Regions from separate parts of the Mus musculus genome. Here region 1 is linked to region 2. A link is a contact called in ENCODE Hi-C data. All regions are on one chromosome and are shown on one strand. The core of a region is the stretch at or near the end of the contact, and the rest is flanking DNA. Distances in the headings are between cores, read along the strand shown. Region 1 has its middle 14 kb from the start of Hes5. Region 2 has its middle 65 kb from the start of Bach2.

Evidence for each region. A loop is a pair of places that touch in the nucleus more often than their neighbours do.
Region 1: a loop to region 2 is called in a map of T-helper 1 cell, with 45 times the contacts of the local background. The contact joins two enhancer-like sites. A Hi-C loop is called at or near these places in 2 of 37 maps with a recorded cell type or tissue (T-helper 1 cell and T-helper 17 cell).

What each region holds. Positions count from the first base shown.
Region 1 is chr4:154,943,548-154,949,485 of GRCm38, reverse strand. No RefSeq gene overlaps it. Among named protein-coding and RNA genes, the nearest start is that of Hes5, 14 kb to the left of the region's middle. Within about 2 kb of position 2,970, at least 1 of the 3 ENCODE cell types and tissues checked has a DNase peak (open chromatin) inside an H3K27ac peak, as active enhancers do.
Region 2 is chr4:32,349,527-32,355,856 of GRCm38, reverse strand. It overlaps a transcript of Bach2 not described here. Among named protein-coding and RNA genes, the nearest start is that of Bach2, 65 kb to the left of the region's middle. Within about 2 kb of position 3,861, at least 1 of the 3 ENCODE cell types and tissues checked has a DNase peak (open chromatin) inside an H3K27ac peak, as active enhancers do.

The sequences.
Region 1 (5,938 bases), core at 1,721-4,220, about 120 Mb before region 2:
TAGGGTTCAAAACCGTGAGTATCCACTATATAGAAGCTGGACTATGTGGGTCTCAGTTTTCCTATCTATAGAATGGGGCTGATGGTGGTCCCACTCAGGTGTTCACTGAGGAGCACAATGAACAGAGAGGAGACTTCAGAGTGGCCTTGGACTCAAAGCTGCTGGATGTCCCCATTCCTGAATCCCCAAGAACTCTCAAACTCTACATCTGGTTTTCTGGTGGGAACATTCGCATGGGAGTCCAAAGTGATGGACCGGCAGCTAGGTGTAGCCCTCCCGTGCCCCCAGCTCTGAGCTAGGAGGAGAATGTCTACTCAGCTTCTATGCTGTGGTGTTAAATAAGTGTGTGTCTCCCTGCCAAGCCTCTGACTGTGGCCCTGCCTAGGGCACATAGGGTGGAGAGAAAAGAGACTCAGGTGGGTGCAAAGCCTTCTGCAGCCCTGCTTGTGTAGTGGGCATCTCTAAGTCTGGGCAGCTGGGCTGGTAAGGCGGGAGCTGGAGTATTCAAAGGTCTTTCCACTTAAGAATATTTCCTGGCCAAAGGGCTCCTGGGGCCAGAGCCTGGTGGACAGACCCTCTCCGGGGGTGTCCCTGCCCCCAACTTTGCTGGGGAGGGGGTCCTTGAGAGGGTGTCCTGCAGGCTCAGAGAGATAATCCCGGCTTTTGAGAGGCTGTGAGAGGCTGGCCCGGGGACTTTCCCACAGCCCCACATAAAGGGCTGGGCGCCAGCTGCTCTCCCACAAAAGACGCCAGGCCATTCAGGGCCCCCAGGCAGGCGGGGCCAGCAGAGCAGCTACCACAGCCTACCTGGCCACCCTCAAGCCAGACCAAGAATACAAGGAGGTTCCTCCTCCCTGTTGACCAATGAGAGGCCAAGATGTCCCCAGAACTGGAGACCAAGGTGCAGTTTTATAAAGTTCCCTGGGGTAGGTACCCCTCCCTTTTGCCTAAGGCTGGCACCATTCCTGGGCTCCATCACTCAGTCCCAGGGTCTGGGCAAAGGACTCCCTGGAAGTCCCTGCACGCTCTTGCCATTATGCCTGGCACAGTGCCTCTGCTGCTGCCTCTGCCATCGTTAGACTGCCCTGTCTCCTTTCCTCCTGCCACACGTCCTGCCCAGAGTCACACTGGCTGGCACACTTCCTTGCTCCCTGGCTTGCCCATGATGTTCTCTCTCCCAGCATTCATTTCTACCTTGCCCACTCAGCAACCCAGCCTGCCACTCAACCTGAGGGAAAAGAGGGGCGTGGCGATCACCTTATCAGGACAAGGACTTCTCCACATACCTCAGTCACCTTATCTGATGTGAGGAGCAACAATTTTAGCTGATTAGAAATAGCAGTCTGGGGCTGGCGAGATGGCTCAGTGGGTAAGAGCACCCGACTGCTCTTCCGAAGGTCCAGAGTTCAAATCCCAGCAACCACATGGTGGCTCACAACCATCCGTAACGAGATCTGACTCCCTCTTCTGGAGTGTCTGAAGACAGCTACAGTGTACTTACATATAATCAATAAATAAATCTTAAAAAAAAAAAAAAAAGAAATAGCAGTCTGGATAGAGTGGTGAACCTGTAATTCCAGCATCTGAGAGGCAGGCAGAGGCAGAGATATCAGGAGTCTACCGTTAGTTAGCCTTGGCAGCACAGCGAGTTCAAAGCTAGCTCAGCTTATGTGGCCAAAACCAAAAGCAAAAACCAAACCAAACCAAAAACAAAAAACCAAAAGAAAGAAAGAAAGAAAGAAAAATAGAAAGAAAGAAAGAAGAAAGAAAGAAAAGGGAAGAATTTATCAAGTCTTAGAGCTGCTGGGGGGATGGGGGGGGGGGCGTGGGTCCTCTTCCCCTGGAAGTTAGATACCTGTACCAGCACTGAGGTAAGGACTAGCCTGAGAGAGAGGTATGTGGGGCTTCTTGGAGAAGGTGAATACTGGATCATTGCATATTGGGTTGAAGGCAGCTGGGGACCTCTGGGAATGATGGTCTTAACATTTTTAGGGCTGCTCCTGAAGTTATTTTTAAAAACCCTGATCAATCTCACGCGCGCGTGCACACACACACACACACACACACACACACACAAACGCGGGGGGGGGGGGCAGAGGACAGCCTGTAGGATCAGGCTCTCTTTCTATAATGCAGATTTCTGGGACTGAACTTTGGTCATCATCAGGTTTGGCAGCAAGCATCTTTATGCAGCACCCTGACCAAACTTCAGTCACTCCCTAAAACTACCAAGCCCAGTGTGTCCTGGGACTGGGCTGCAGTCCTGCAGGTGGAAGGTAGAGATCAGCCAGGTGTGTGTGTGTGTGTGTGTGTGTGTGTGTGTGTGTGTGTGTGTGTGTGTGTGTGTGTGTGTGTGTGTGTGTGTGTGTGTGTGTGTGTGTGTGTGTGTGTGTGTGTGTGTGTGTGTGTGTGTGTGTGTGTGTGTGTGTGTGTGTGTGTGTGTGTGTGTGTGTGTGTGTGTGTGTGTGTGTGTGTGTGTGTGTGTGTGTGTGTGTGTGTGTGTGTGTGTGTGTGTGTGTGTGTGTGTGTGTGTGTGTGTGTGTGTGTGTGTGTGTGTGTGTGTGTGTGTGTGTGTGCGCGCGCGCGCGTCTGTTTGTGTGTGCACGCGCGCGGGTCTGTGTGTGCACGCGCACGTGCTCTCAGACAACTTGAATAACAAGATGGAAGGCAAGGAGAGCACCAGTCCTGTGCCTTTCCCGTAGGAAGCTGTGGCCAGGGCAGAAGCTGCTAATGACACTGATTTCTAGATCCTGGCTGCAGTGTGCTAGGCAGTGACAACATTCTCAGGGACTGGAGGGTTAAGATCTAAGGGCGAGGAACCTACCAGCCAGAGAGTCCTGTGAGTTCCAGGACCTGGTTGTAGCAGATCTCCACCCCTCACTCCTAATGGATAGTAGCCCAGCCCCTCTGTGGGAGGGCTCATGCTCTGTTGTCCAATCCCGCCTCTCCATTGGCTCCTGGGCGTGGGAAAACGCTAGAGACTACACCAACCCTTCCGTTCCCCCTGTGCCATAAAGGCACGGTGACCTCTGGTCTGGCTGCTTTTCAGAGTCCCCAGCTCTAGGAGTGAAGAATGAGTCCGGCACTTACAGTGTGGGTCCAGCAGGGACCTGGAGGCAGCCTGGACTCTCCTGTTGGAGGTTTGTGGGTCGGGGCAGGCAGAAGCCCTGCCAGAGCTGGGAACAAGGAGGCAGCATCCCTGGATAACCTTGGCCTGGTGGGAGACCGTGGCTGACGTATGACCCTGCCTTGGTTTATATGCCTCTGGCCTCTTCCCCTTACACTCTGAAGCAAAGAAACATACCAGAGGGAATTGGGAAGGAGAGTGCCTCTCCAGCCTACTTTCTACATCAAGTGGTAACCTAGGTGACAAGAGATCCATACTGCCACCCAAGTGCGGCATGCTGGAGCAGCCCCTGCCCATAGGAAGCAGGATGGAGACCTGGTGGCCATGGTTCCAGGCCCTTGGAAACAGGGGTGAAGTCCAGGGTTGCTGACGTGGCTCTTCCTGCAGTTGAGACTCTTGTGTCCCTCCTACTTTTCTCCAGAGCAGAGACTGAGCTGTGGACAGGTGAGGGGTTACCTGCCCTCATGTCTGTCTTCATTTTGGAGAAAGGGTGCGGGGGGCACAGGATTTGTGTATTGCAAAGGCTGTACACTGTCTGACTTGCTCGTGGCAGAGAGGTCTGGACCAACACACCACGGAGGACAGATTTATAGGGAGTACCTTCGTGACCTTTCTAGCCAGACCAGAGCTGGATCCTGTTCCTCCCAGGCTGTGTAGGGGGCTCCATGTTTTATATCAGAATAAGGCTGGATGGACAAATGCTGTAGCAGTATGAGGCTGCTTGGGTATCCCTGGGGCAATGGCAGGCATGTGGAAGAGTGCACACCGTGCATATATACTTCAGAGAGGGAACAGCACAGGCTTTGAATAAAGGCACTGGCCAGCAGTCTCCAGACTCTGAGTCTGTCACTCCGAGTCTGTCACTCTGAGTCTGTCACTCTGAGTCTGTCACCCACTCTGAGGCTGACTGCAACCCTGAGGTCCTGGGTACCACCCAGGCTGGTCCTATGTTGAGGGTTTCCCGGGTTGGGCCCTTGTCTGTCCTGCTGGCTTTGTCCCTGATTCTGTGGCTAACCCAGAGGCCACTTTGGGTCCAAATGACTGGAGAGACCGTCAGGGATGCCTTCAGCTATGCTGGCTCCTCTCCCTGGTTGGCTGAAGAGGCCAACTTACCAGCACCCCAAGAGCCATGGTATGAGCTGCTCGTGCAGTCACCTGCTGCTCAGTCCCAGGGGTAAAGCAGACCATGCCCATTGCAGAGAGGAGCAGCCATCCATCCATAGGGCCATGAGACATTAGGAAGTCAAGTGGGGCTGGTGATGCACTCTCTGCCTCCTTCCCGCTCTTTTTTATTCCTTGGAAATGCAAATTTCTCTCAATTCCCTGACTCCCTCATTGATGATGATCCATGGACATGAGCTTGCTCTATAGACCAGACTGGTCTAGAACTCAGAAATCCGTCACCCTCTACCTCTAGGTTCTGGGATTAAAGTCCACCACCTCTCAACTAGGGATGTGACTTTCTTTTCTTTCTTTCTTTCTTTCTTTCTTTCTTTCTTTCTTCCTTCCTTCCTTCCTTCCTCCCTCCCTCCCTCCCTCCCTCTCTCCCTCCCTCCTTCTCTCTCTCTCTCTCTCTCTCTCTCTCTCTCTCTCTCTTTTTCTTTTTTTGGTTTTTCAAGACAGGGTTTCTCTGTATTGCCCTGGCTGTCTTGGAACTCACTTTGTAGACCAAGCTGGCCTCGAACTCAGAAATCCGCCTGCCTCTGCCTCCCAAGTGCTGGGATTAAAGGCGTGGGCCACCATGCCCGGTGGGATGTGACTTTCTTAAGTAAACACAGCCCAGAACCTTCTGGGGAGGGATGCCTGACTATGAGCCTGAGGTGCAGGGATCAGTCAGGCCTGGATTTTGCTGCCCTCTAGTGGCTCAAAGGAAGAAGAGTAAGCAGGGGTTTGCATACAAATGCTAGGCTCTAGGCTCCCAAGTGGACATCTTGGTGTTCTCAGCAGCCACCAGAGGTCACACTTCAGCACTAGGCTGAGGAGGGAGGAGACCTGAATGGTTCTTTCCCAAGTTCTGGTAAAGTTGGTTCTGGCTCTGGTAAAGACTCAGATGGGAAGTCACCTCTCTGGGGGATTTTCTGTCCCTGGTGAGACTTTCGCAGCACCCAGCATGACCTGGCAGAGGCTCATAGGCTGAGCAGGGGATGGAGACCTTGAGCAGTCTCTGACTATCTTGTTAATGAGGCTTCTTTGTCTATGTGGACTGAACTGCTCCCCTGGGTACTTTCACTTCACGTCTACATTGGCTACTTCACCTATCAGCAAGTCTGTGTTCAGGGAGAGGCTAGCCTGAGACCTCCTGTGTCTCAGCTTCTTAAACAGCTTCTAAAACAGAGGAAGACTCTTGGTACCCAAGGATCCCAGGACTCAGGTGAGGCCCAGCTGGCTCCGAACCTGCCATTTCCTCATAATGGGCAATGCCTGAGACAGGGGCCTGCCCAACCTAGCTGAGGCTTCTGCCTGAGGATGGGGCTTTCCTAGCTATGTAGACAGATAGAGAAGCAATCTCTGTATAACTTGGCATCAGGTTACATGGGTGGTTCATGGTCCCCAGAGCCTGTCTGTCATTTACATGTGTGTGCATGTGTGCTTACATGCATGCATGCCTGTGTGTTGGGGGCAAGACTTGACAGCACTTCTTGTTTGGGCACAATCTGAGGACTTTTGGGTGTCACAGGATTCAGGGCTAGAGTCCATCACTGATCACTAAGAGATAGCCAGGAGCCACGCCTGCTTGGCATCCAGACCTTCCATGTGAAGTCCACCCCTCTTGGGACCTTTGTGTTCAGATGCTCCTGCCAGGGACTGCTG
Region 2 (6,330 bases), core at 2,612-5,111:
TCCGAAGGAAGAGAGTCAAGAACCACCATGGTTTTCTGTGCTTAGACACCAGGCAAGGGAACTACCTATTCAAGATGGTCCCCATTCCTGTGCCTTTAGGGAGTCTTGTTCTAACCATGTCACATTAAATTTCTGTAATTGCAGCCAATCACTGGAATACACCTCAGGAATCTAAATACATCCAGTGTTCTGTTAGGAGACCTGGATCTTTAAAAATGACAAAGAAAATGATGATAGTCAACATAACAAAAACTGATGTAACGTTCATATTCTCCTAAGCCCCTGAGAAATTCTGTTGCTTCTCCTGAGTACAAGTCACAAGGCAGGAGACACTCTCCTCTGTCCCTACAGCCACCTAAGACGATGCTGATAAACTCAGACTTTAGCAGGATTCTCCAATGCGGATCCCCAGGGAACCATCTCGAGCAAGAGGGGCACAGGAAGACTTTCTCAGCGCCAAAATTCTCTACACAAAGAGCTGAGGCCTTTTCTGTGGCAGATCGTGGATGGACAGATGGACAGACCACAGCAGCCCTCTGTTTCCCTTCTGAGAAGGGTGGGACCAGTGGGTGGGTCTGCGTAGAGAGAACCAGGTAAGGGTGAGGAAGTGAAGTGTATACCCGAATTCCTGTAGTCAGCCTGCTTTGAAGCCTATCCACTAGCTTTAATTTCAATTTAGAGTCAACTGGGCCTCTGAAGGAGTCCACTCATCTTTTCATGATCAACTGGGTGGGCATTTGGTTTTAGAGATTTTGGAGCACAATTTTAAAAGGAAAACTTATAAAATGTTAAATGTCTTTTTGTTGTCCGTGTGTGCACATTTGCATGCATGGGTGCATGTGCAGGCGAGCTTGGATGCATGCAAGCACACACATGCTGAATCCAGAAGCTGATATTAACTGTCCTGTCTATTAATCTGCATCCCTAATAATGAAGCAGGGCCTCTCACTTGAACTTGGAGCTTGAGGACTGGGCTACCCAAGCAAGCCTGGTCACTCCAGGGATCCCTGTCTCTAGGATTAGAGCTGAGTTGCCATGACTGTTGGGTCTGCATGCAGCTGGGGCGCCGCATCCAGCTTTACACCCTCCCGCCAAGTGCCTTGCCCACTGAGACATCTTGTCAGCTCTGTGCATAAACTGAGAAAAGGTGGATATTCATCTTCTTAAAAAAAGGGGGGGGGCAGTGCATATAGCATCCTGTGAAATGCCCACGCCCACAAACGCTTATGTGCTCAGGACGTTCCAGAGATGAAGCTGTACAAGGCTGTACAAGATGGCTCATCTCCTAAAGGGCTGAAAAGAGATGAAGCTGTACAAGATGGCTCATCTCCTAAAGGGCTGAAAAGGGGCTTCAGAGCTTTCTTAAAACGGAAACATTTCCAAGATATACACATAGCTTCCATGTTCTAAGCCTAAAACACATAACACATTTCCTTCTTGAGACAGAACTGAAAATATCAGCTTAGGAGTCAATTAAATATTTAAAGAGATGCATATTTGGTCAGAGATGGAAACACAGATGCTGGGGACTGCAGAGGAAAAGATCTTGCTTGATCTTTATCCTGAAGTTTGTCCTTCCAAAAGCATCCCCAACGTCAACTCCTGTCTTGGGTCATTTGTCTCATCTTACGGAGGTAGAATGGAATTGCAGTACAGGGTGAAGTGTGTGTGTGTGTGTGTGTGTGTGTGTGTGTGTGTGTGTGATGGGGCAGGGTCTCAGGTAGCCGAGGTTGGCCTTGAAAATGACCATTGATAACTCTGTCTTTGTGTGTATCTGTCTGTTTCTTTCTGTACGTGTGTGTGTCTATATCTCTGTATGTATGTCTCCATGTGCATTCATGTGGTGCATAGGTGTGTGTGTGTGGTGAGGTAAGGTGTCAGGAAGTCAAGGTTGGCCATAAAAATGACCTTGGATAAGCCCCTTTCTGTCTTTGTGTGTGTCTGTCTCTCTGTACTTATGTGTGTGTCTGTGTTTGTCTATCTGTATGTATATGTCTGTCTGTGTCTCAGTGTGTGCTCTCTCTGTGTGCATGCACATGAGGTGCATCTGTGTGTGTGTTTGTGTGTGTCTCTCTGTACATATGTGTGTGTGTCTGTGTTTGTCTATCTGTATGTATATGTTTGTCTGTGTCTCAGTGTGTGCTCTCTCTGTGTGCATGCACATGAGGTGCATCTGTGTGTATGTGTGTGTCTCTCTGTGCATATGTGTGTGTATGTATGTGTCTGTGTTTGTCTAATCTCTCTGTTTGTATATGTCTCTGTGTGTATCAGTGTGTGCTCTCTCTGTGTTCATGCACATGAGGTGCATCTCTCTGTGTGTGTGCGTGTGTGTGTGTGTGCGTGTGTGATGGCCAGAGTTTAACAGTGTCATGTGCTGTCTTCACTGCTTGCCCTCTTTAATTTTCTTTTTAGAGACAGGGTTGCTCACTGAGTTAGCCAGACTGACTGGGCAGCAGGCCCCAGGGATCTCTCCCTTTCTCTGACCCTGACACAGGGCTTATAGGCTCATGTTACCATGCTTAGCTTTTAAGGATCTTGGAGACTTGAACTCAGCTCTTAGGCTTACATGGACAGCTAGCAACATGTAATTAAGCTACCTCCCTGGACCCAGACCTTGGCTCTCTGCCTCTCATTACAGGCATGTTCCACTCACACTGAGTTTGTTTGGTAATGGGATCAAATGATGAGCTTTGTCATGCTCAGACAGCACTGTACCACTGAGCTACATCCTTGTTCTCCAGTGCAACCTGTGGAGGAGGGTCCTGTTTAGATAAGCCTGGAATGAGCCAAAAGGAGAAGTTTCCTAGCAACGGCTTTCCTCTTTCCTGTGTGGCCACTCTCAAATGCTGCTCTGAGCAACCGCTAGCTCCTGCTGCAGTTCCTGAACTGGAGGCTCTGCGCACTTCTGGCCAGCACAGACTCAGCCAGCTTTCTCACTGGCCTTGCACTTACTCCGTGGTTGGGAAGGAGGGACATCTTTGGCTGGTTCACAACCCTGAGCACCAATGACTGAATTCCCCAATGCAGTCCTTGGTTTGGCTGAGGTAATCTCAAACACTCTCAAGGGAAAGGAATCAATATAATGTCTTGTAAGGGGCAGCTTGGCATGCACACCCTCCATCTGGATAATACAGGCATTAGAAAGTCCCTGTTCTTTGATCCTGGGAATCGTTTTCCAGGGGTGTAGCCCATGGAACTGCCGGATACTGGCTATCTAAACAAGCAGGCTGTGCGAGGAGTCTGACCAGACCTCCGACGAAAGGGGAAGAGCGGCAAGTCCTTAGAGGGCTGGCTTAAAAATATGGAAGGTCAAGTAAAAGCAAATTGTTTATTACAAAATTTAAATAATATTCTATACGACTTCCATAATATGTGAAGCAAACGGCAAATAATAAATTCAAAACTGTGTGTGGGTGTCCATGGGATGGAACACACATTACAGGTTCCCAAATAACGTGTAAATCTCTTAGAGTACCAGTAAGTACTTAACAGTGCCTGTGTTATAATACAAGTGCTCAATGGTGCTATTTGTTTGTTAGGTCATTTGACCCCAGACAATATAACTATTTATGGACTAATGACTTAGTCACTGTTGGACAAACACTTATACAGTAAAAAGCACTACTTTTATTTCCTTCTTAAATAACCTTGTAAAAACGTATTACGAGATCATCTCTGTATCTCTTAGTATTGCAGAACATCAGGCTGTGGCGTCAGCATAGACCCCACCACCCTCCCTTCCTGTTCTCACTTTAGCATTGAGATGAGGTCATCAAGAGAACGTGGTGCAGTTGAATGCTGATGTAGTAGGACCTGCTTCCGGCTAATACTGGCACAGGGCTCTACAGGCGTGTCCCCCACGATGGACAATGTATGCCGCCAACTCTGGAGCTGCCCTCGGACTTAACACGCTGTCCCAGAGCCCCTCGGCACACGGGTTGGGAAACACAGATAAATAACAAAACGAGTTAACAGTTGCTTTCTCGCAGACTATTGGTTAACTTAAAAAACAACAACAGAAAAGGTTTACAGAATCCTTTCCGAAGAAGCGTCTGTTGGTTTTTACAATTCAAACCCGAGACAGTGACTGGCAGCTTCCCAGAAACCCTTTGTCCTTACAGGAAGGTGGATATTTTGTTCCCCATCAAGTTCGCTCCCTGAAACAAAAATCTCAGGATAGACAGTAAGCAAGGAAACATCTTGGGTAATGCTTTCACTACTAAAAAAGCAAAACCCATAAAAAGCACAGTTCTCATGAATAAACCACCCACAACTCTTCCTGTTCAGAGTCCTGTCTGATCCTTACCCAGGTCAGATCAATGAAGTCACCAGTGCCGCTAACCCAGACATTCACCCTACTTCCTGCGGGGAGCCACTACCATTGTTCAACAATAAACTCTCTGTCCCCCTCCGACGTGCTGTACAGAGCACAGTTGTGCCCTCGTGGGAACTGAGCTATAAATGGCCCTTCGCTATTGGTCTGCAGAGCTGTGGTCGCCAGGTTAACGGTGGTCCTTTAGAAACGGTGCCTGCTGCTTGTCACCCCAGGACTCGCTGCTCCCTTTGTTCTCTGCTGCTTCCTTCTGACCTGTTTGTCAGTTTTTGTACTAAAGGAATGAATAGCCTATTATATCTTCACCAGTTGGGACTTTCAGAACCAATACAGTGAGTTGAGTATAACAGACAATTAGGCCCTTAGGGTATTTAGTGGTTGGTGAATATTTTGTTTGTCTCTGGGTTTGTGGAGGTTGAGGGGTAGAAATGAGTATTTTCCTATTTAATGCTAGCTTTTTAAACTCAAGGAATCTTTAATTTTGTTACCATAAAGTTGGTGTTTTACTGAAATTGATACTTTATTTAATTGGTGTGTGTGTGTGTGTGTGTGTGTGTGTGTGTGTGTGTGTGTTTGTGGGGTGTGGGGGGTGTAGTGTATGTACCTAAAGTCAATATCGGGTATCTTTTCTCAATCTCTTTACACCTTATTTCTGAGACAGGGTCTCTCACTGAACCTGAAGCGTTATCAATTTGGGTAGAGTGGCCTGTGAATGAACTTCAAGGACCTGCCTGTGTCTGCACCCTCGGGGGTAGATTAGACACATACCCACCACTTTTCCATGAGTTCTAGGTCTTCATGCTTGTGTGGCAAACATTTTACCCTCTGAGCCATCTTCTCAGTGTCTTATTGTGTTTTCAGTAGAGATGCCCAGAGATCTATAAAAACACTCACTGTTTCAATCTATTAACTTCTACAAATGGACATATTAATCTCTACTTTAAGTTAGAATTAATTACGGTGTAGTGATACAATGTTTACTTAACAGTTTGGATGCATCTTAATATAAGCAGAGCTCCAATCAGTCTTAGAGCTGTTCTTTAAAATATGAAAAAAATAACTCCCATCTTCCTGTGAGTGTTCGACTGCTCCCAGTTACATTCATCACACTTGCCAGAATTTTTATCTTGTTATCTGTCTATCTCCTTAACTAGGATTAAGCTCAACAAGGGTAGGCATCTGTAATTCATGATTTATCTGTTCCCCAAAACCTAAAGATAAAGAACTCCATCAGCATTTCTTGAAAAGCAAGTGAATGGGTGGGAGCTTTATTCTTAACGATTTTAGTTATATGCTACTTTTCTTTTAACTTTTGTATTTGGGTGTTTTGCCTGGATGTACGTCTGTATGACTGGCGGTCGGAAGAAGGCATTGGATCCCCCTGGGGTTAGAGTTATAAATACTTGTGAGTTGCCATGCAGGTGCTGGGAATCAGGTTCTGGTCCTCTGCAAGGACAAGTGTTCCTAACTCCTGGGCCAGCTCTCCAGCCCTTATAGATTTTTTTATAACACTGCTTCAGTGGATCAAAAACGAACACAAAGTCCTCTAAAAGTAAATATTAATAGTTATGAAAACCACTTTAAATGCCAGAAACCAATACTGTATCATATTTTAGAACTTTTCAGACTTGGGGACATCTGTGTGATCTTGGACATTTAACCATCCCTAATTGTAGAAATCCCAGACCCAAAATTCTCTAAAACTCGAAAATTTCTTAGTGGCCATACTGAAGCATCTCAGAGTTTTGATTTCTAGTCAAGGATGTGCTAGCTGTCCTTAAGTGAGAATCAGTCTCCTGTGCCATTAAGGCAATGTCACGGAACTAAAAAATAACCATGAAAAAGATCTAAGTCAGCCATTATCATTTCCCATTTGGATAGTTCAGCTCTGAAATCAGGAGGACTTCTACTGTCAGGATGTGGTATACGCACAAAGGGCCCTGAAAGACACCAGCGTGAGCTGGAGGCAAGGGATGGTTCAACTCTAAGATAATAAC